Linked DNA regions of Homo sapiens: all the other regions are linked to region 2. The links are chromatin loops, found by intact Hi-C in ENCODE. Cell type or tissue: K562. All regions are shown on one strand. Region 1 overlaps ZCCHC7 (zinc finger CCHC-type containing 7). Region 2 overlaps ZCCHC7 (zinc finger CCHC-type containing 7). Region 3 overlaps ZCCHC7 (zinc finger CCHC-type containing 7).

The links. Peaks named below come from ENCODE experiments on the same cell type or tissue, not always from the same donor. Only the 100,000 strongest peaks of a DNase experiment are listed, where the experiment ranks them.
Region 1: a loop joins it to region 2, with 2.3 times the contacts of the local background. A loop is called at or near these places in 5 of 110 quality-filtered maps.
Region 3: it touches region 2 in a loop (2.2-fold over the local background); 7 of 110 quality-filtered maps call a loop at or near these places.

Annotation. Positions count from the first base shown.
Region 1 is chr9:37,242,531-37,250,530 of GRCh38, forward strand. The region is part of intron 2 of ZCCHC7 (zinc finger CCHC-type containing 7); the gene reads left to right. Among named protein-coding and RNA genes, the nearest start is that of ZCCHC7, 130 kb to the left of the region's middle. In K562, no CTCF peak of the experiment used is centred here; no DNase peak of the experiment used is centred here.
Region 2 is chr9:37,193,782-37,201,781 of GRCh38, forward strand. The region is part of intron 2 of ZCCHC7 (zinc finger CCHC-type containing 7); the gene reads left to right. Among named protein-coding and RNA genes, the nearest start is that of ZCCHC7, 77 kb to the left of the region's middle. In K562, no CTCF peak of the experiment used is centred here; DNase peaks (open chromatin) are centred at 3,470, 4,743 and 7,040; H3K4me3 peaks cover 165 bases.
Region 3 is chr9:37,123,435-37,131,434 of GRCh38, forward strand. It overlaps ZCCHC7 (zinc finger CCHC-type containing 7), which reads left to right. Exons shown (of 9, transcript NM_032226.3): 2 at 2,878-3,508. The coding sequence starts at 2,899. Among named protein-coding and RNA genes, the nearest start is that of ZCCHC7, 6.9 kb to the left of the region's middle. In K562, no CTCF peak of the experiment used is centred here; no DNase peak of the experiment used is centred here.

The DNA.
Region 1 (8,000 bases), 49 kb after region 2:
ATTAATGCTATGTAATACCAAGTACTTATATCAGAAATTTGTACTCTATGTAGATAGTGCTTTTGAACTTCTTTCTGATAGTACATATTCCTGTATTAATACAATAAAGCCAAGCTGACAGGATGACATAGTGAAGCTCTTATTAAAAATGTGTTCTAATTGTTGCTGAGATACTATTGGAAATCTAGAGCTTGCTGCCTCAAGTTATTTTAAATTGTGTATTTTATATTTACATTTTACATTTACATATTTTATCTATTAAGAATTGCTTTTAAATTAAAAGCTTTACATACGCTTAAACAAAAGTATGAAAGTATATTTGAACTTCAGGAAGCAATTCTTTGTATCAGCACCCTGAATGGTTTTGTATTAAGGAAAGCCAGATTCAGTGACAAGTTTGACCCTCACATCTGGAATTGCCATTAGAGAAAAGCAATCATCTGAGTCATATGTGTATACTTACCTATGACATAAGAAGCACATTTATTTTTCTTCTTTTTTTAAAAGCATATTTCTTTCATTTTAGAAAACCAAAATGCCCAGATTATTATGATTAACATTTAAGTTTTTTGGCTAAAACATAGTTAAGAATTATGGCAGGAAATACAGAATTATTTCTGAGCAAAGTTTATGACATCCAAATTAATACAGCTTTTAAAGGAATCGATGGATAAGCCATTTGAAATTTATATATATTTGTTTTATGTTGATGTCATAGATCTACCGTGTAAAATTTAAACATTATGAAAACAGATTTTAAATATTTAGTAAAGCCTTCTCTGGAAAATGCTAAACCTTTGTTTTAAAATTATATCTGTAGATATCTGGTCACTAATACTGTGAAATTATTTCAGCATTGAGTATTGCCGGCTACAAGTGCTTTGGAAACTCTTTAGCTGTTCATTTTTGGCAAAATCTTACTTTTTGAAAAGACCTTATTTTAGAGGAGATATCAATATTGCTTTCTCAGTTTTTCAAACTACCATTTTGTAATTTATTAGTAAATTGTAAGTGCCACAGAAACCACTGTGCAGTATTCAAGGTCCTTGCATTCAGGGTTAAAACTGAGTTTATATACACACATACTAAACTCTTACAAAGCCAGGGAACAACTATTCAAACTGCACTGTGGACTATGCTAGAGGAGTTAGCATGCTTTCTTTGCAGACATGGTTGATTTGAATACAACAACAAAAAATTGTCCAGACTGCCAACTGAAACCCTTGAAAACACTTTTCAATCTGTAGATACAACTGTATCAGCAAAATGTTGATCAAAGTTCAAGTGGAAACATTAACTAGTCTAGCTAGCCTTCTGGTGTTTTCATTGGTTAATTCACAAAGAGCATCGCACAGTGGATTTTTACGTAGTAGTAACAATTTGCTGTAAAATTGTATGGTCTGAGGATATGACCGTAGAGTTTGTCTTCTGTGTCTCCAAACTTACTATCCTGTACATCTTGACTCATTTTATTCATTTTTCACTTCATTAAACAATAAGGATTTACCTTAAATTAAGCATTTTTTTGGTATGTTTATTGTCTCCTAGTGGTCCTTTGTAATGCCATATGGTTGCTGCCCAGCTCGACTTACAAACTTACTCTTTTTGCTTCTCATACTAGCCATTTTGCAAGCCTGAGCTGCTTTGTGGTACAGGTCAAGTACTTATGGAGTAAAGTTAAGTGAATTTTTATTGTGCAGGAATGTCTTCGTTTAAAGAAAAAAAAAAAAAGAAAGAAAGAAGAAAAAGACTGCCCCAGCCCTTGTTTTTTAAATAGAAACATTTTTTATTTTAGAGCAACTTGGATTTCCTACTGAATATACCATAGTATAGTGAGGGTTATATTTTGTTTTAGGCAGAATGGTTTTTAAAATAGCCCAATTAATTACATAAATGGAAGTTAATTTATTTTATAAAACAGTTTATTTTAAAATAGCTTATCCATATGAGTTATTTAAAAGGGAACTAACTCTTAATGTTTTTAAATATGATTTGATTTATAATAAACTTCCTGGAAGTGAGGGAGGCCTTTAATCTTCATGTATTAAGAGAGGGTGAATAATAATGAATTATTTTTGCCAAGACAGTTTTTTCCTGTTAAAACCCAAGTAATCCTGCCATTTTCACATTTTTCCTTTTGTTCTAAAAAGAAGTGGTAAATGTTTTGCACTGTTTGTTGGCTATGGCTGTGTCATGAGGGTTCTACCATGATTGATCAGTGAGGGCCACTGTGTATTTTTCATATATATTCACTGTGGAATAGAATCCAGTGTTGAATTTTTTTTTAAGTCAGTAGTGAAGAATGGTGGAGAGCATTTGTTCCATTGAATAATTTATAATAGCTAATTTCCCCATAAGAAGCCTACCAAAACATGATAGATATATCTCACTTGGAAGAAAAGTTGTCTGTAAAGTGAATCAAATCCTATTTTAATATATCATATGAGTATATAAACCCCTTTTTCTCACTGATTTTATGGGATCAAAGTGGAAATTATTCTTGTAGAAAATGACTTGGTTTTTAAGACAAATCAAATTTTTAGAAAAGACTGATTTTCAAATACAGTAATATGTATGTCAGATTCTGAGTGCAAAGTAGATAAATATTTTAGATAGATAAAATTTTATATTTGGCATAAATTGAGTAACTTTAAAGATAAACTTTATTTTTTATTTTTATGTTTTGAACACAGTTATAGTCAGTAGTTTCAGATTTTCATCCTCTCCTTGAAATGTTTCAATAGAAAGGATATGTAACTCTTCTTTAATGTTCAATATTCTAGTACTTTAAAGAAGAAGCTATTTTTAAAAATTAAAAGACTGAAATAAAAGAAAGGAATTTCCATTTAAACAGTTGAAATTGTGATTTTAAAATATACTAGCAAATTATTAGATAAGCAAATAATTTCTTAGAAGCCATATAACAGTAAACTAAATTCAATCCAACAAACTATTGTTGAGCACCTACCTGTGCAGAGTGGACAATGTTAAGCAGTAGAAATGTGTTATTGCCTAAGAGTAACTAGTTCGTAGCCTAAGAGAGAGTCAGACACATAAATGGATACTTACAATACAAAGTGTAAGTACCTTGATAGATGAAAATATAGGACATCATGGGGACGTCTAGGACTCTGAATTCACTTTTGGGAAATCAGGTAAGACTTCTTTACTCCAAGACTTCTTTCCTCCAGAAGTCTTATCTGATTTCCCAAAACTGAATTAGGACCTGAAGAATAATTAAAATAAGCTAAACAGAGGAAGGCCTGGAAGAGAGAGAGTGTTGTTGCAGGTTCAGAGAATAGCAGGTATATAGCCCTATTGCTATTGCTTAAGAGATTTATGTATAATTTGGTGTGGCTGGACCATAGGTTTTAAAGGTAATGGAGAATAGTGAGACATTAGTCTGGATTGGTAAAGTGAGACCAGATTATGAAGGGATTTATAAGAACGATCAGAAAAATCAAGAATATCTCAAAGATATTTTTAGTAAGATAGTGACAGGATCATATTTACAATTTACAAGTCAGTTTGGCAGAAGGCAAAGAATAGCAGGGGTTGGGCAGATGATGGCAAGATCAAACTTAAAGAGACTGATTCCTTTCTAAAATAGATGAGAGGTCATGGTACTGTTCTTCTGGATAGTGAATACTAGAGGAGAATCAAGTTTGAAAGTGGACAAATAATAGTTTGTTTTTAACATTTGATTTGAGGTGCTTGTGGATGATCTAATTTGAGGTGTCCAGAAAGGAACTGGATATATGAATATAGAGCCAAGCTCAAGAGAGAATGAAGCTAGATATATAGATTAGGAAGGTAATCAGCATGAGAATGTTAACTGAACCCACAGGAGTCCACAAGGGTCTTCAGGGCTCTCCATCTTTAGCATCAGCGTATGATAATGATTTTGTTACCTAATTCATTATGTTTCAAATGTGAATGCATTGTGAAATATTTAATGTACTATACCAGTATAGGATATTATAAACTATAATGAAGAGTGCATTTACTAAACACATTGCTATAAAACTGGTGTAGTAAACTCTGGGCCAGTGTGGACCATCATTTGGGGCAGGAAAAAGAATCATGTATTTTTTCCCCTTTTCTAAATTGACATATTAAAAGTTGTACGTATTTAACATGTACAACATGATGTTTTGAAATATGTGCAGTTGGCTCTCGGTATCTACAGATTCAACTAACCATGGGTGGAAAATATATTTGCAAGTCAACTTTTTGTATCGATGGGTTCTACAGGACTGATTGCAGGAGCATCCATAGATTTTGGTAGCTGAGGCATCTTGGAACCTTGGAACCTCTGGATACTGTGGGACGACTGTATATATTGTGAAATGGCTAAATTGAGATGATTACCATATGTATTACCTCACATACCTGTTTTTTGTGATGAGAACACTTAAAACCTACTCTCTTAGCAATTTTTAAGAATACAGTGTATCGTTAACTGTACTCACCATGTTGTACAACAGATATCTTTAACTTATTCTTCCTATCTAACTGAAATTTTGTTATCTTTGACAGATACCTCCCCAACCCCCTCTCCACCAAACTCCTGGTAACCACCATTTTATTCTCTACTTCTGTGAGTTCAAATTTTTTAGATAACGTATATAAGTGGACATAAATGTACTTTGTGGATTTTTATATTCTGTCACTTAGCCTTTCACACCTCACTTCACAGCTTTGTGAAGGAGAGGTAGGTATTTTTATTGCTGTTTCCAGTTTAAAAATGTAGTGATATCAAGTAACTTTCCTGAAGTCTCTTGTTGCTCACTGTTGAGTGACAAAATAAAACTTTGAAGAGGGACCTGGGTAGAGAGAGAAATGAGCAAAAAACCATTTCAATGAGAGATCAGTGACCTTACTGCATTTAAGTGTTCTTAGACAGGAATTACACCATTTTTCAAATGTATTGTTTATTTAAAACTTGAATACCCCATCTGTAACTCTGTTCTAGGTGATGTGGTATCAGTACCAGAATGTTGTACTGTTTCTGAAAATTATTTTCAGTATAGCAGTTAAGGACATTAAGGCTTCAAAGCCATTGGTCCAGTTTTGATAAGAAATGAAGTTGGAAGTTGGGTGTAGTGGCTCACACCTTTAATTTCAGCACTTTGGGAAGGGCCAAGGTAGGAGAATTGCATTAGCCCAGGAGTTTGAAACCAGCCTGGGCAACACAGGGAGACCCCATCTCTAGAAAAATAAAAAATAAAAACAATTAGCTGGGCATGGTGGCATGTGCCTATAGTCCCAACTAAGTAGTTCTCTGCTAAGCCCGGGAAGTCAAGGCTGCAGTGAGCCATGATTGCACCACTGTGTTCTAGCCTGGAAGACAAAGTGAGACCCTGTCTCAAAAAAAGTAAAAGTAAAAATAATAATAATAATAATAATAAAGCTGGAAATCAAGGATATATTTTCATCATCTCTTCACTTGACACCAAGACAAGTCACAAACCTGAAGAGTATTGCCTATTTATTCCTATTTATTAGAAAACAAAAAAAAAGTTGTTTTTCAACTCTTTTATCTAGGTATGAATGTGTTAAAAATTATTTTTAGTGTTTTATATATAAGCCAGCATAAATGATAGTAGAATACATTTGTATAATGCTTTAATATTTACATACTTTGACATATTTTCTCATACAACCCTTACAGTTCTCAGAGGAGGTAGTCAGAACAGGTATTAACCTAATTTTATTTTTGAACAAACAGGTTCAGAAGGTAAAGTCAGTTTGTTTCAGAGCTAGAACTTTTCCTATTATACCACCCTGCTTCTAGATGTGCAATCTGTTTAAGAATTAAAGTAATTTAAAATGGTAAATTAAAATGATGTTATTGCAGTTATTTTAATTTCCTGCCTGGAGCGTTTCAGTAGTAGTGGTTCCTGTATTATCTGGGAAGTTAAACCAAATGTTCTTTTATACTCTTTTAGACTCTACAACTTCAGTTAATCCAGATTTCCTACCCAATAACATTGTTTGGGAGCCAGGGATCTCTGGTTGCCCAACCCTTCTAAGTACTTAGAAGCTCTTAGAAAGAATGTTCAGTGAAAGGCAGTGAAAAGGCCTGTTTTGGATACCTACTGCCTATAGCTGAAACCTGTTAGGTGCCTTCATGTGAATCCCTGAAGACACCATGATGAAATTGATAAGCATGTCATAATTCAAGTAAAAACTTATTATGAGTGCTAGATGATAGCCATATACTGAATACTTTCCTGATTTTACTGCTTTTGCCATTGCTCATCTATCTGTAGCTGGAATGCTTTGTCTCATATCAGACTGCCAGAACTAAATTCCACCAGCCTTCAAAGCCAGCCCAACTGATAACTATTTTTGTAAAGCTTTCCCTACTTACTCTAACAAGTAATGATGTAAAATTCTTAGAACAATCTGTCATAGTCTCAATGCAGATGTCACATGTAACTTTGTTATTAATATTTTAGTTACTTGTGGATATCTCATATCTTCTTTGGTTTCTTTGTTATAGAACATTGTCTTCCCATAAACTTGAATATTGTCCCTTTCCCTTAGAAAAGGGAAATGTGGGAGAGGTGGGGAGATGGTTACATCAACCCAATTTTTGCTTCTTAAAATGGGCTTTTGTTGATGTGAGTCTATGGTCCCATTTATTGTTGTGACAATATCTTGGTAGTGGGAATTACTGGGTATGTTGGAGAACCTCAGAAGGGAGAATGGTCATGTTCTCCAGTGCCGTATCTGAATATCTGAATCCTGCTCTGGAACACAGTTCTTATTCTCAACACTTGATCCTATTCTCTTTATCAAACATAGTTTTTACCTCGTTCTCTGTAAGAGCCAATTCCCAGCCCCATAAAGCCAGGAAATCCAGCAATAAAGAATTGTTCCCAGCAGCATGTTTTGTACTTATATTTTCTTCTTCTTCCTTTTTTTTTTTTTTTTTTTTATTTGTTGTTGTTTAGACAGCGTCTTGCCCTGTCGCCACGCTGGAGTCCACTGCAACCTCCGCATCCTGGGTTCAAGCAATTCTCCTGCCTCAGCCTCCCAAGTAGCTGGGACTACGGGTGCGTGCCACCACACCCAGCTAATTTTTGTATCTTTAGTAGAGATGGGGTTCACCATGTTGGCCAGGGTGGTCTCAATCTGTTGACCTCTTGATCTGCCCTCCTCGGCCTCCCAAAATGCTGGGATTACAGGCATGAGCCACCGCGCCCAGCCAGTACATAGATTTTCTAAAGTGTTCAACACTCTTATCAATTCAGATTCCACCATAATTTATATGATCAATCAAGCACTGCTTTGTTTCTCTGTAGGTCTCCTGGAATACAACATAGTCAGAGATGTGTAGAGTATGGTCCTTCTGGGTTTGCCAAATTTTGTGCTGAAGGAAAATGATGGCTCCACCGCTCTTCCTGCCTAACTCGTAGAAAGGCAGCATGGTATTGTGATAGAAACATGAGCTTTGAAGATAAGCAGTCAGATTCTGATTCCTGTTCTTCTAATAGTCCAGCCTTGTAAAGATCACTTATCCTCATAGTTAGCAAGACTTCCTCATTTAAAAAATTCTTTCCTCATAGGGTTGTTGTGAAGACTAAGTGAATTAAGTTCTGTGAAAAAATCTAGCACAGTGTTTAGCACATGAATAGTTTTCTCCATATATGTGGCCTCTCTCCTGGGATGATCACCTTGTCCCAGTTTGTCCAGGGTTTCCCTAGTTTTATCACAGAAAGTCTCATGTGTACTAGGAATCAATCTCTCTCTTTCTCTCTCTTTTTTTTTTTTTTTTTTGAGATGGAGTTTTTGCTCTGTTGTCCAGATTGGAGAGCAGTGGTGCAATCTCAGCGCACTGCAACCTCCGCCTCCTGGATTCAAGCAATTTTCCTGCCTCAGCCTCCCAAGTAGCTGGGATTACAGATGCCTGCCACCACACCCAGCTAATTTTTGTATTTTTAGTAGAGGCGAGGTTTCACCATGTTGTCCAGACTGATCTCGAACTCTTG
Region 2 (8,000 bases):
TGGGCACATATCTACCAAGGAAAAATTTGTCCGCCTTCAGGAATTTCTTTCTCCCTCTTTCCTAATCAGTGCAAATCCATCAGTCACCTGAAGTCTCATCTCCTCCATGAAGCTTGTCCTGTGTGACCCTTGTAACCTGATATCCTCATCTTTAAAATTATTATTTGAATGCCTCATCCCTTTCCCTCTTACAGCGTTTTCATTATGATTTTCAGGTTCACACTCAAACTCAGACATTGCTGATGTTCTTTGAACTCCTCTCTGGCACTTAACTTGCCTATCCCACACAATTAAGCACTCTGACCAATTTTGTAGTTAGGGTGAAGTTTTCATACAAATGTGGATATATTGAAGACAAACTCTAAAAAATTGGGTACTTGCTATGCTAGGATAGTGGCCTTTAATATATTAAAGAATATTTCTCTTTTTGAGTTAGCATTTTTAATAGAAAATTAGATAATGGTTAAAACTCAAATTGGAGTACTTGATTCCTGGTGATTTAAGAGATGATACAGAGGTCCTATAAGAGACTTTAGAGCTTACTTACATATCGTAAGTGGTAGGTCAATGTAGAGTTAAGTAGCAACGGCCTTGCAACTCAAGAGCAAGACTGTTAGATAATATAGGTAGAGAATCAAGCAGGATGAAGCAGTGTATTTAGTATAGGGAATGGAATTATTTGGAGTAATGGTACTGGGAAAACATGTCTGAACAGATAATAGAGAGTGTGTGGGGTTAAGACAGACTCTAGTGGCACTGGGAGGATTGGGATAGAGCTTGGTGTTGCACAGATATTGTGCCTTAAGCTTAAGTGATGTATTGATGATTTTCATGGAGCATTTATTCTTTTTAAAGGGAAGATTTATTTGGGTGTTGTCCTGGTTAACTTCAGGAAGGCTTCTGTGTGAAATTATGCTGGAATTCGTTTTAAGGATGTAAATCCTATAAATCCACAGCTTGGGTGACAAATTGAATCTCTAACAAATAGAAGGAATTTAAGAGAAAAATCCTGTTGTCAAAGAATAGCTGATATTACAAACAGTTATTATATATACAAATTCTCTATCCAAAGGATGTCTTTGTATGTTGTTGAGATCATTGTCACTGCTTACTCTCAGGTGGGTATAGCAGAACAAGAACTCAGATTTCTTGGATTCTCTTTTTTCTTTTTTTTTTTTTTTTTGAGATGGGGTCTCACTCTATTGCCCAGGCTAGAGTGCAGTGGTGTGATCTCGGCTCACTGCAACCTCCACCACCCGGGTTCAAGCTATTCTCATGCCTCAGCCTCCCTAGTAGCTAGGATTACAGGCGTGCACCACCACACCTGGCTAATTTTTGTATTTTCAGTGAAGACGGGGTTTTACCATGTTAGCAAGGCTGGTCTTGAACTCCTGACCTCAGGAGATCCGCCCACCTCAGCCTCCCAAAGTGCTGGGATTACAGACGTAAGCCACCGCGTCCAGCCAGATTCTCATATTTTTTGTAACAGCAGATCCCTTATAAGTGCATCCCTTTGCACACCTAAATGCCTAAATCATATTGTTGATAAGTTTAATTCAGCAAATAACTGTTATTTAGCCACTAGGGACGTTGCAGAAGAAACTACAAAATAAAGTTTTTTTTGTTTATTTTCTTCTCATCTCCTTTAGATATATGAAAAATGCTGCTCATTAGCAATGTTTGTGATGTGGTCATGCAAACCAATGTGTTTTGCGTCTAATGTAGCAGTTTAATGAGTGGGAAGATGACTATCCTGGGGTGAATATGAAATGTGGCATGGAAAAGGAAACAATTGCTTGTGAATCCTGGAGAATCTGGTAAAGGGGGAACTTAAATATGTCGAGGAAGGGAAAGGCATTGTAAACCAGAAGAATAGATAGGGAGAACAGTTTGAGCAAATTGTTTTGGGAGGCATATTTAATGTAGTGAAGACTTAATGTAGTAGTGATTTAATGCGAATTAGCTGGAAGAGACACTACCTACAAAGCTCATAATTTAGTCCAAATTCTGAGGAGTAACTTATACTAGGTTGGTAATGGTACTACTGCAAGTAAATAAAATATTGCCAAAATAATTTTGAAATTAGAGTCACCACGATTTAATGACTTGATAAAAATGTTAATGGAGAGAAGAGAGATTGTAAGTTTGTGTGATTTTTTAAAATAATTCAACTACTGATAGCAATAGGGAAGTTGAAAGGAAGGGCCCAGTCCACTTTAGTTTTAGATGTGTAGAGTTTGAATTTTCTGCATTTGATTTTGGTGAAGGAATTATGAGGGTACTTCAAAAAATAAGACTAGAATGTTTGTGTCAGGCCCAGATATATAAATATATATAAATATTTGGGCATGGAAAGAAAATCCCAGGAATCAAATAATGTGCCAGTTTTATGATTTTGACACACTCAAACCTCTGCCTTTTGTTTCTCTGGGTCACTCTGTCCAGTACAACAATAGGCTTGCTATGTATTTTGGATGAACAATGAAAGAGAGTGAACTGTTCTTTAAAAAGCTGTTTATTATAGTGAAACTTTATCTGTAGATGCAGCCACTTTGCCAGATCTCTGATGGAACTAACAATAATTTTGTCTAGTTAATTTTAATAGTACGTCCTTTGTCACAGGTTGTTCAAATGAACAAATATAACATGATTTTTATGGCAGGTAAAGAAGAATATTTTAAATGGAAGGAGACCTGATGCAAAGAAAAAGGCATTATTTTTAGTGGTGCAGCGATTTTGGGACTTATTATAGTAGAACCTATTCTTTATAGAGATTATTTTGTTTGATTTTTCTATTTTGTTTTTCTTTGCTATCTAGCTTTGTTACATAGTGACCATTTTTAGCACTATAAAACTTAATGTAGTAATCAGATTTAGCAGATTATTATTTAAAGCTGAGCATTTAAAATTAACTTTTTGCCCTGTGTTCATTTTTGAATTTCCTGTTTTTATATAAATATTTGATTAAAAAGCTTTCTGTTTAATAAAATTGTGTTATGATTATTTTAATGTCGTTTGAGGACATTTAAAAAACCCTCCCAAAATATCTAGGATATTGTTTTAATCTGTAGCCTTCTCAGTAGAAATTAAAAAAATTGGGGGATACACTTTTTTGTGTGAAGGATAAAGCTCTTGTATTAATGACAACATTAGGTACTGGGTAGTATTTTAGTCATTATTAAAATTATTATTAAAAATTCTGTTATATATTGTAACGTATTAAACATTTGAGTATGTGTTGAGTTCATCATTTGAATACATAGTGCTGTTTTAAGTTATTTGTGTGTTATGAAGAAAAGGTCACTATGTTTTATTTTTATAAGGTGGAAAAAACAATCCAGAATGATAATCAAAGCCAAGGTAGAGGAACTTGTTAAACACTTTAAAATTAGACTTCCCCCCACCCCCAGCCTCTAGTGTGATACTTTGAAGGCAGCTGCTACAGATAAACTCTGGAGCCCCAGATGGTGGTTGCCTAATCCTCATGAGAATTCATGTCCTGGAAGCAGCTCTTATCTCTCCAGACCTGACATTGTCTGTGAGCTTTTGCTAAGGAGGGAATAATATAAACATGCTATGCATGAGTTTCACTTCTTGAATATGTCAAAGACACAGGAAGTTATAACAAAGTATAAAAAGAACCGAGTTCACATTTATTGAAAATGTTGTTATTTAAAGCACTTGATGCTAGCTTGTGATGATGAGTGATGGGGTGCAGTCTGGAAGGAAAGGCACAGTGAACTGTTTTTTATTTTGGAAACGAAAATGCCAGTCTCAGTGTTATGATTTCAGAGATGTAGATTTGTCATTAAGTGTGCAGTACCCAGAATAATTCAGTTATTTGATCTAATGTAAGAATGTAAAACAATCCATCCTGTAAATGAATGTCCTGGCTTTTATTTCCTATGCAGGAGTCCTCTCTGTTTCGAAAGTCAAAACAGCAATTGCACTATTCTGGATTTGATGTTTTGTTAAAAAAAAAAAGTTTCCGAAATCTGATCTGTGAGATCTGGGCCAGTGACAACTATAAGTGGTTGTCTCTTTGGCATAGCAGCCAAATATTCTGAAGTGAAATTGTGGATACTTTATCTACTTCAGGTAGTGTCTCATTTAATATATGAGCAGGGATGTTGGCACTGTCATCATGAATAATTGTTGAATCACCCATCACTTGATGTTATGACTGTCTATAAGGAAAAAGGGGAATTTCCCATCTTATAAAATGACAAAATTTGTAATTAAATGGGAAACTGTAGTGTTCCTCATAACAAAGCCTAAGCCTGTCTTTCAAATCTGATACCTCTTTCTCTAAATAACCTGTTTTCCAACCACTCTGGCCCTCTTACTTGTCCTAGAATCTGTGGTGCCCTGTTATGTTTTCATATCTTTTTTCATTTTATTTCATCATTCTGCAGAGCCCTTCCTCAAAAAAGCTTCTATTCATCCTGTGAGATGAATAGACCCAGCTAAAATATCACTTGTTCTATGGAGTCTTTCTCAGACTGAATAATTTTATTTTCTCCCAGAATGTTACAACCAGAGTAATCTTTGTAAACTACAGATTTGATCATGCCTCAATAAAAAAGTTTTAATGGTAATTAACATTTCATATCAAACTCAGTGTATCAGCCTAGTGGTCTCTGTCTTCATTTGTCCAGCCGATCACATCTTCTCTTTGTCACAGAACAACTTGCTGTTATCCCTTCCTCTGAGCCTACTTTGTGGTCACTTTTGCCCTGGAGTGCTCACCCGTCTGTCTATTTTAGTCTTCCTCATTTTTAAAGATCTAGAGTCTATGAGGAATTAAGATAATACAAAGTGGAAAGTGTTAGGTGCCAAAAGAGAAAGAATTCAGTTGGCATACTTATGTTGTCTTTGCCTCCTCTGTTCAAGTGGGAGGTCCTAATGATAGAGCTTGCTCCCTCAAACTTGTGTATATTCTGCAGTCTCTAGTACAGTATCTTAGGGAAGAGGTAGAGGAGGAGATAAATTTGAAAGATTAGTAAGAAAGAACTGAGTAAAACCTGGGTTTGGTTAGATAGGATAGGTGGTAGAGTGAAGGAAGAGGCATCAAAGACTCGTGTTCAATACCTTTTTTGCATTGAATTAATTGATGATTGACCCTTGGTGTGTTTGTCATATTTTCCTTGCTCTTTGAAATTCTTTTGCCTAATGTGTGCTAAAGTAGTCTGAAACAGACTGCTTACCACCTGTATCTTTTAGCCTTCTACCCACTGAGCTCCTTTTCTATTGCTTCCTATTTTTGACACATTTGCCACACCCTCCTCCCCACCTGTATTCTCTTTTTGGGGTTCTGTTTCCCATAGTAATTTAAATGGCCAATGAAAACATGCCCCAGATGATACTATTTTTCATCATGCTCTCCTGCCACTTTGTTTTCCTGTTTAAAAGAACAAACAGCAAAAGAAAAAGACACAAGCTGCTAGTTTGTAGCCTAGCTGGCTCTGATTTCTCTAATTCTTGTCTTTGCTGTTCTGTCATTCTTGGTTTCTACTGTTTCTTTTTCTTTTTTCTTTTCTTTCTTCTTTTTTTTTTTTTTTTTTCTTGAGACGGAGCTTCACTCTTGTTGCCCAGGCTGGAGTGCAATGGTGCGATCTCAGCTCGCTGCAACCTCCACCTCCTGGGTTCAAGCGATTCTCCTGCCTCAGCCTCCCGAGTAGCTGGGATTATAGGCATACACCACCACGCCCAGTTAATTTTTTGTAATTTTACTAGACACAGGGTTTCACTATGTTGGCCAGGCTGGTCTCGAACTCCTGACTTCAGGTGATCCACCTGCCTCGGCCTCCCAAAGTGCTGGGATTACAGGCGTGAGCCACCGTGCCCAGCCCTACTGTTTCTTTTTCTGTCTGTCTGTCTGTCTGTCTTTCTCTCTGTCTGTCTGTCTTTCTGTCTGTCTTTCTTTCTGTCTTTCTTTCTTTCTTTCTCCTTTTCTCTCTGTTGTCCAGGCTGGAGTGCAGTGGCGCGATCTCGGCTCACTGCAAGCTCCACCTCCTGGGTTCACGCCATTCTCCTGCCTCAGCCTCCCAGTAGCTGGGACTACAGGCACCCGCCACCACGCCCGGCTAATTTTTTGTATTTTTAGTAGAGACGGGGTTTCACGGTGTTGGCCAGGCTGGTCTCAAACTCCTGACTTCAGGTGATCCACCTGCCTCGGCCTCCCAAAGTGCTGGGATTACAGGCGTGAGCCACTGTGCCAGGACTGTTTCTTTTTCTTACCGCGCTCTGCTCCCATTTTTGCCTTCCCATTTGTGCGCCACCATTATTAAATGCTTTATATTCTCTCTTTTGATTGGGTTACACGTTCTTTTATTCTTCCTATTCTTAATCCTTTGTGTTTTCTCTGTTACTTTGTTTTTCTAATTTCCTCTCTCTTTGTTATCTTTTTCTGTTTTCTTCTCCATGTTCACTTCCTTTTTTTATTATCTTTCAACTCTCCTCCTTTTTTCACTCTTCACTGTGTATCATTAAAAAATAAAAACAAACCCGAAAACAAAACATAAGCTCTTGGCTGTATTCAGGCCTCATTTTGTGCTTAATTTCCATGTTTCCTGTTGCTTTAATTAGAGCTGACACCAAGTTTTCCCCTTCATTTATGACTTTTCATTGTTTTCCTCATATTCCTTACCCATAACAAATCTTAAAAAGCTATAATCCCAGCTGTTCTCCATCACCATCATGTCCAACTCCATGTGCTTTCTTTTTCCATTTTTCTTCCAGTGATTTTATGTATGTGTGTTTATTAAAGTCCTAAAATGGGGAAAGTATGGCTGATGTGCAACTGTTGAGTCCTGCAATACTGGCTTTTCTGCCTCCTAGAAGCCTTGGTGGTGAGGGTAGAAGCGGGAGCCAATTCATAAAAAGAGAGTGAAGAGTCAAATAAGAAATTTGAGGGTGTTTATAGCTGTCTGTAAATTATGCTTTGTGGAAAATAGAGTTGGAAGTGTAATTGAGGAACAGGAGTAGACCAGAAATATGAACCATTGAAAGGCTCTCTGCTTAAAGATGCTTATCTTTTCTTCCCTTCCCCTGTGACTCATACCTACTGTTCATTAGAAATGCATGTGTTTTAACTGGTCTTTTTTAAAATGAAAATGTTCTGTAATGTTAAGTCTTCATCACACTTTGTGTGACTTAATCAGATTGTGAATAGGAATTTTAATTTTGAGTGTGAGGGAAGGACAGTGGAGGGAGAGCACTAATGGGTAGAAACTCTCCTGTGTAACAGGGGCTATGGGAGACAAGGGTATCATTGCATGCTCTTGTAACTTTTGTTTTGAATTCATTGAATTTTTTAAATGAAGAAGATATTAGTGAGAGTCTAGTTTAATTTATTTATTTTATAGGTTAAAAAACGATCCAGAGAGATTTACTTGTTCAGGTCTTACAGCTTGTTAGTGATTGAAAAGGGCCAGTTCAATCCATTGTCTTTTTAATGCCATATTATTTTTGTATTACAGTGGCTTCCTAGCCATTCCTTGACTTGAAGTGAGAAGAAAAGGATCAAAGAGAAAAAGAGACAAAAAGTAATATGTATATGTGCCCTTCCACCTTCTCATTCTTTTCTTCCTTTATTGTCAGCATATTATAATATTCTGGTTTTCCATATCTGAAGAACAGATCCTGCTTGTACGGCTAAGGAGCTGTTTTATTGCAAGTATTAGAAAACAAAAATATTAGAGCTTTATTGAGGAGGAAAGTAATAATATATTTTAAAGGTTTTCTATGCTATTTTATTTGTGTTCATCAAAAACACAAGATCACTTTTTGTGTAGAAAATCTGAATGGGAAGCAAAATCTGACTGGAGAATCCAGTGGTCCAGAGTTACTTTAAGAAGTGAATATGTTTAAATAGCAGGGCCCAATGACATGCATCCTAGGGCACTTAAAGATGTGGCAGATACCATTGCAGAGGCACTAGCAAATTACCATGCACAGGATGTGAAAAGGGCAGAGTAATGGTAGGGCTTCTAAGCCAC
Region 3 (8,000 bases), 70 kb before region 2:
AAGGCCATAGGGGCTAAATTGTTAAATTCATTTTTCTACATTTCAGGGAAAGAGATAAATCCTTTGACCCAAGGAAGTCAGTTTTTATTATGGTTCTGTAGTTTATTTTTGGCATACATTCACAGGTGTGCCTATGGCTCTATTCTTAATCCCTTTCCTTTGGGATGGCTGCAAGAGTAGTACAAACTTGTAACTTTGTAATTTGGCTTTTTAATTTTTTCTGTGCTGCACTGGAATTATGTTTTGTCTTAAGTCCACACTGGATCCTCAGGATGGATCCAGTGAGGATTTTGAAAGAAGCATAATTCCTTTGACTTCTTTTAGAATTAATTTACCTATTAAATAAAAAGGAAAGGATTCATCTTTTATTCGAATTCCTCTGAGGCTAACAATTCAATATAAACTGATGAATGCTGTGAGCATTATTCAGACAATCACATTCAATTTGTGTGACAGTAACAGCATAGCCACCTGAAGGACAGTGCAACAAGGGCACAGGTATATGATACCCTTTAGAAGAAAAGCATTACAGGTGGGTTTATTTGTTTCTGGAAAACAAACAACTCCAGTAGGAATGTAGTACATTTTTGGCTCTTGTCCATTTGGTTTTTGGGATTAAGGTGGTTCTATTACCAGAACTACCACCACAACACCCTGGTATTTTTGGGCAGAAATTTGGGACACTAAGAAAACAACTATTTTTTATTTTATGTGTATAGCTGTTAGTGGAAGAAAGAATAAATAGGCATCATTATTGCTCTTTAGGCTGTCCCTGATTTTGGACACACACTTATTTTTTCAGGGCTCTCATTTTAATCAGTAGTCCATCAGTACCTAATGGAAACATCTACTGTGTAGAGTTTTGGTTGCTGATGCTAGAATTTAAGACTTTGGAGTAGTCGAAAGACAACAGAGAAATTCATCTCATAATTTTTGTATTTTAAGCACATACTAGATTTATCAGGGCTGAAGAACAAATGCCCGATGGTGTAGTTCATTTATTCATTTATGAATTCAGCAAACGTTTGTAGCTGACCCCGAAAATACCAGTTACCCTGTTTGGCTTTGGTGATTCATTGTTTAGCAGAGTGCATATAGTTCCTGCCCTCCTGGGATTTGTGATCTGCGTTTCTTGGAAATTTATATTGAATAAGTAATTATAAATGTGATGAGTGTTTTGACATGTAAAGTACTTATGGAAGCCCATAAAAGGGGCTCTTAATTTAGCCTGGTTGCAAGTGATTTTGAGCTGAGTTTAAAAGATGAAGGCTGAGGAGGATTTAATATGCTCACAGTAGAAAGTAAAGTGTTTCACTTTACACATTTATTCCCAAAGCTGGGAGTTTTGTCTCAATATTGGGTCATTATTAAGTTTGTATTTATACATTATAAATATACATTGTAAAAATATACATTTTTGTAACTAGTACAGAGTTTTTAGACAGTCTGCTCTGTTGCCCAGGGTGAAGTGCAGTGGCATGATCTCGACTCACTGCAGCCTGTGCCTCCCAGGTTCAAGCTATTCTTGTGCCTCCACCTCCTGAGTAGCTGGGATTATAGGCGCACACCACCACACCCAGCTGATTTCTTTATTTTTAGCAGATATGTAGTTTCACCATCTTGGCTAGGCTGGTCTCGAACTCCTGACTCAAGTGATCCACCCGCCTTGGCCTCCCAAAGTCCTGGGATTACAGGCGTGAGCCACTGCACTGGCCCACCCTTGTTTTATTTTTGAGTTGGGTTCTTGCTTTGTCACCCAGGCTGGAGTACAATGGTATGAGCATAGCTCACTGTAACTTTGAACTCCTGAGCTCAAGCGGTTCTCCCACCTCAACCTCCTGAGTAGTAGCTGGGACTACAGGTTTGCACTGCCATGCCTGGCTAAGTTTTTAGTTTTAATTTTTATGGAGATGGGGTCTTACTGTGTTGCCCAGGCTGTTCTCAAACTTCTAACCTCAACGTGATCCTCCTGCCTTGGCCTCCCAAAGTGTTGGGATTACAGGCATGAGCCACTGCCAGCTCAGGCATTTTTATTTATTCTTTTGGCCAATGATCAGAGGGCCGTGCGATTAATTTGTTAATTGAGAATATACATTTACACCCAAACAGTAAACAAAATTGTTTCCTGTTATAGATTTTAGTCATAATTGAAGTAATATTCCTGTATATGCTTGAAAATATGAGCTATAGAACCAGAACCAAGGAAAAGATGAAGAATGGATAGGATAGTGAGAGCTGCTTTAAGTTTTGTTTTAACATTTTGGAAAGCAAGGGTTTTGTATCCTGCGGTAGATCTCAATTTGTTTTTCGTTTACAATATACCTGTGAAATCTTACATATCATGTGCTGCATAATAGCATTTTGGTTAAAGACAGACAGTGTGACTGTGGTCCCATAGGATTTGTATACGTTTTTGCTATATCTTTTGTATGTTTAGATACCCAAATACCATTGTGTTACAGTTACTTACAGTATTTGGCACCGTTACATGCTGTATTGGTTTGTATCCTAGGAGCAATAGACCATACCATGTAGCCTAGTTGTGTAGTTGACTACACCATCTAGTTTGTGAAAATCATCCTATGAAGTTTGCACGATGAAATCACAGAACAAAGCATTTCTTAGAGTGTTGACTGTGTTTCCATCAATAACTATAACTCAATTTGTCAGTAGTAATTCTCGTTGGGGAGTGGTGGGACTTACAGGAGTGGGTCCTAACAGGACTTAGAAATCCTTGGAAAAAAAGGTATTTTAATATGTCTGAGAATAGTGATGGCCTTCATATTAGCAGTTGTCACTGACAGGTGATATTGTTACTTAAACTGGCATGATCTGAACTTTTAAAGTATATTCTGTGTACAACTTTCTCTTTTGCAGCTTCAAGGTTACTGACTTTTTATGATGTTTGGTGGCTATGAGACTATAGAAGCATACGAAGATGATCTTTATCGAGATGAGTCATCTAGTGAACTGAGTGTTGATAGTGAGGTGGAATTTCAACTCTATAGCCAAATTCATTATGCCCAAGATCTTGATGATGTCATCAGGGAGGAAGAGCATGAAGAAAAGAACTCTGGGAATTCGGAATCTTCGAGTAGTAAACCAAATCAGAAGAAGCTAATCGTCCTTTCAGATAGTGAGGTCATCCAGCTGTCAGATGGGTCAGAGGTCATCACTTTGTCTGATGAAGACAGTATTTATAGATGTAAAGGAAAGAATGTTAGAGTTCAAGCACAAGAAAATGCCCATGGTCTTTCTTCTTCTCTTCAATCTAATGAGCTGGTTGATAAGAAATGCAAGAGTGATATTGAGAAGCCTAAATCTGAAGAGAGATCAGGTGTAATCCGAGAGGTCATGATTATAGAGGTCAGTTCAAGTGAAGAGGAAGAGAGCACCATTTCAGAAGGTGATAATGTGGAAAGCTGGATGCTACTGGGATGTGAAGTAGATGATAAAGATGATGATATCCTTCTCAACCTTGTGGGATGTGAAAACTCTGTTACTGAAGGTTAGTATCATATTGGCCATTTTGAAAGTAGTATCATCTTTCATAAGGAGGACTGCTTTTCCTAGAGAAAAGACCAATAGGGTCTACTCCGTTTAATTCCTCACTTTTTGGTCTTGTTTTTTGGTTTGTTTCTCATGCGACTCTCTTACCAGTGGCTACTCTAATGGTGGTTTGTCTGAACGTCAGAAAGAGTATGTCAGAATACCAAAGACACTCTGCTTCTGCTGTAAGCAGATTCATAGCTGCTTCTTCCTGTTTGGCTAGAGCCAGTTCTGGACCTGAAATCTTACTTCCCCCCTCTCTCTCTGCTTGGTACCACAGGTGAGTACTCCATCCACCTCTGGCATTAGCCCTGTGCACTCATTCAGCCAACTCTGTTGGGACTGTCTCTTCCTATGGGATTTGCTTACCCAGGAGTTAGATGGCAAGCATAGGGAATGTCTGGCACACAGAATATATGGAATTAGTGTTAGGATTAGGATTTTAGGTACTCCACAGTCAGAAAGACAGGAAAATATGAAGAGCTGTAAGTCTAGGGCAGGTTATAGGGGAGAATGCAAATTTTGATAGCTACATCATCAAGGATTAAAATTTTGGTGTTAGTTATGTCTCTGTGACATGTAGTCATCTAGTCTTAATGCTTATGCCTTCAAGAAGTTCCTTTTCATTTCCCTCCCTTTATGCCTAATGCTCAGTCTCTTGCACTAGTTTCCTAAGTAGTCTTCTTTTATATCTACCCTGTACACTGTTGTTAAAACTGGTATTGAAATGCTCTTTTACTCATAGTACTTTATTGCTGCTCCAAAATTTTTAATGGCAGCCTGCTTCCCTAGAAATGATGACATTGAATGTAGATTGTGCTTGGAGCCCCTGGGATTGGCAAATGTTTTTTTAAGAAGCCAGATAGAAAATATTTTAGGATTCCAAGCCATGTGATATCTTAACTACTCAACTTGGCCCTTGTGGGAAAGCAGCCTTAAATAATACCTATAGAAATGGGGGTGGCTGTTCTCAGTAAAGCCCTACTTACAAAAACAGGTGGCCGGCTCAGGCTGTAGTTTGCAAACCCTGAGAACTTGACAGCAAAACGAAAAGAGAGAATAGTAGTTAGGACAGAACAGAATCGCGTAAAGTTTTTTCCATATAGGTGAGCTCTGATAATGTTTGTAGGTAGAAAGAAAGAAACTTGTGAAGGAGAGACTAAACCTGTTTGATGGATTGGGTTGGGGGCCAGGTTAGAGATAGGATCAGGTGTATGTGTTGTTGAATTATTCCTAAAAAGGAAGAGAGACACTAGTAATTGCTAAATCATCAAATATTTGTAGAGGTAGAGGAGAAAGAATAAATTCAGATGGATTGAGGCAGATGAGAGAACATATGGGGATGTGTTTGATTTTCTTAGGAAAATGAAAGCAGAAGTGGGAGAGGGCGGGGGATAATTGGAAGCTTAGAATGTGGAAGGGATGTTTAAGTGCTGTGGGGAATACTTTGAGGCAGTGGTTACCAGTATTTTGAAGATGACAACCTGTGTAACTTTGAAACAATTTGTGGACCACCCATGGTTGTAGTTATGATTTTAGTATTCAATTGAGAAAATGCATATTAGAAAGAAGCTACTACTCTTACATGACTTTGTGTTTTATTAATCACAACATTGATATGTGAGAAATAGTGTTTATAATGCGTTGCTCTAGGTACCCATTAAGGTAACTAATTCTGCAGTTTCCCAGGAGGCTGAAGGCTCTTAAGTTGGAAATCATTGCACTTGAGTGAATCAACAGTAAGAGAATAAAGGATTGTTTAGAAGTAGTATTCAGTCAAAATTAAAATGATGTGAACTTGTAGTGAACTCACTTTGAAGGATTCCATAACTTTATCCAGTAATACTTGTCAGCTTGGAGCAAGATGACAGAAACAAAATGATCTTGGGTTAGGCGTAACACTATAGAAGGCCAAAATAAGCATTTAGCTTATTCTTTCTCTAAATTACCTTTTCCTGAGATCACACCTAGTTTCATTAATCACTTCTGTATTTATGGTCATCAAATTGTCATCTCCTTAACCATTTTGTTGATTTCAAATTCTCTGTGTACATCTACAGAATATTTCCATTTGGGTATCTTACTGTCTCACATTTGACATACTGAAAAGAAAGCTTGATAACTTGAAAAAAAAGCTTATTATCTTTCCTTTGAAACAACTCCCTGCTGCTTTCTGTTTGCACTAGAGAATCTACAGACATGCTAAAGTTGATGGCACAATGTGGATAGGTTGGGAAAAACATGAATTAGGTGCTGGATTTAGTGAAGAAATCGAACTGTGCCATATTTGGCAAATGATGGTGATGAGAAAGTAGAGAGAACCTTGGATTTGTTTTCTGTTTTAGCCAAATAGAATTAAATTCTGAATTTTTGGAAATTAATTTACTTGACTCTTATAAACTCTTACAAATACTCAAATATATATTCTCCATTTTATTTCCTTGATCCACTAATGCTGTAATCCTATTTCCAATTAATAAACAACATATTTAGTACTGATGCCCATTTAAGTGTGTTGTTACTCTGTAATCACTATCCCTCTCATAAAACTATCTGGGGATAGATTGGTTCATATAATCTTTAGAGAGAAGATTTTTCTCATTTCTGTAAAAGTGTAGAGAAAATCTCAAGTACTTTAGAAATGCCTATTGTTAAACAGTATCCATAATTATTTTGTGTTCTGTTTCCTTGACCTCACTCAAGAAAAAAACAAAATATCTCCCAGAATTATGGCATACTGAAAACTGCAGTATGACATAAAAGAAAAGACTACAGGCTCCTTGAGGTTGGGTCTTTTCCATACTCATAAACCTGCTTATAATAATATTTAGAGTAATTTCTTGGCACATACATTACCTGCTTTCTCATCAATTGCTAAATCATCAAACATTTATTGAGCATCTCCTCTATGTAGGGTATAAGTAATGCTGAGGTAGTACTCGTGACTTACAGTGGTAAAAGACTTAAGTTTTAGGCCGAGAGCAGTGGCTCACGCCTGTAATCCCAACACTTTGAGAGGCCGAGGCGGGTGGATCACCTGAGGTCAGGAGTTCGAGACCAGCCTGGCCAACATGGCGAAACCCCATCTCTACTAAAAATAAATAAATTAGCTGGGAGTGGTGGCAGGCACCTGTAATCCCAGCTACTTGGGAGGCTAAGGCAGGAGAATTGCTTGACCCAGGAGGTGGAGGTTGCAGTGAGCTGAGATTGCACCATTGCACTCCAGCCTGGGTGATGGAGTGAGACTGTCTCAAAAAAAAAAAAAAAAAGATAAGTTTTAGCCTTGAATGACATAGTGTTTCACTAAAGAGACAGAATATAGGAAGCTAAGTAATTTACGGAATTCTCTCCTTTTTTTTTTTTTTTTTTTTTTTTTTTTTTATAGCAGTGGGGTCTTACCCTATAAATAGAGCAAGGCTAGTTTGGAACTCCTGGGCTTGTGTGGTCCTCCCGCCTTAGCCTTCAGAGTAGCTGGGAGTGCAGGTGTGAACACAGCTTTGAAATCTCAATTTTTTTTTTTTTTTTTTGAGACAGAGTCTCGCTCTGTCGCCCAGGCTGGAGTGCAATGGCATGATCTCGGCTCACTGCAAGCTGCGCCTCCCGGGTTCACGCCATTCTCCTGCCTCAGCCTCCCAAGTAGCTGGGACTACAGGCACCTGCCACCACGCCTGGCTAATTTTTTGTATTTTTTTTTAGTAGAGACGGGGTTTCGCAGTGTTAGCCAGGATGGTCGCGATCTCCTGACCTCGTGATCCGCCTGCCTCGGCCTCCCAAAGTGCTGGGATTACAGGCGTGAGCCACTGCGTCTGGCCAGAAATCTCTTAACCATGGGAGTTAAGTCTCAAAATTCTGGTGATACAAGTGGTTGAAACTTAAAACTTTGTTTAAAAAATAGGATTAGTGAATTTGAGATAATTCATAAGTCTGTGAAAGACAATAAATACATACATATTTTACATTTACTATTACTAAATTTGTAGTAAATTTGAGTACAGCACTACCTCTTTATCTGTGAAAACTTCAGACTCTCCCCTATTACTTTAATTTCAGTGAGACATTATTATATTAAAAAAATGGCCAGGCCTGGTGGCTCACGCCTGTAATCCCAGCACTTTGGGAGGCCGAGGCAGGTGGATCACGAGGTCGGGAGATCGAGACCAGCCTGGCTAACACGGTGAAACCCCGTCTCTACTAAAAATACAAAAAATTAGCCGGGTGTGGTGGCGGACGCCTGTAGTCCCAGCTACTCAGGAGGCTGAGGCAGGAGAATGGTGTGAACCTGGGAGGCAGAGTTTGCAGTGAGCCGAGATAGCGCCACTGCACTCCAGCCTGGGTGATAGAGCGAGACTCTGTCAAAAAAAAAAAGAAAAAAAAAATACAGGCCGGGCATGGTGGCTCACACCTGTAATCCCAGCACTTTGGGAGGCTGAGGTGGGTGGATCACTTGAGGT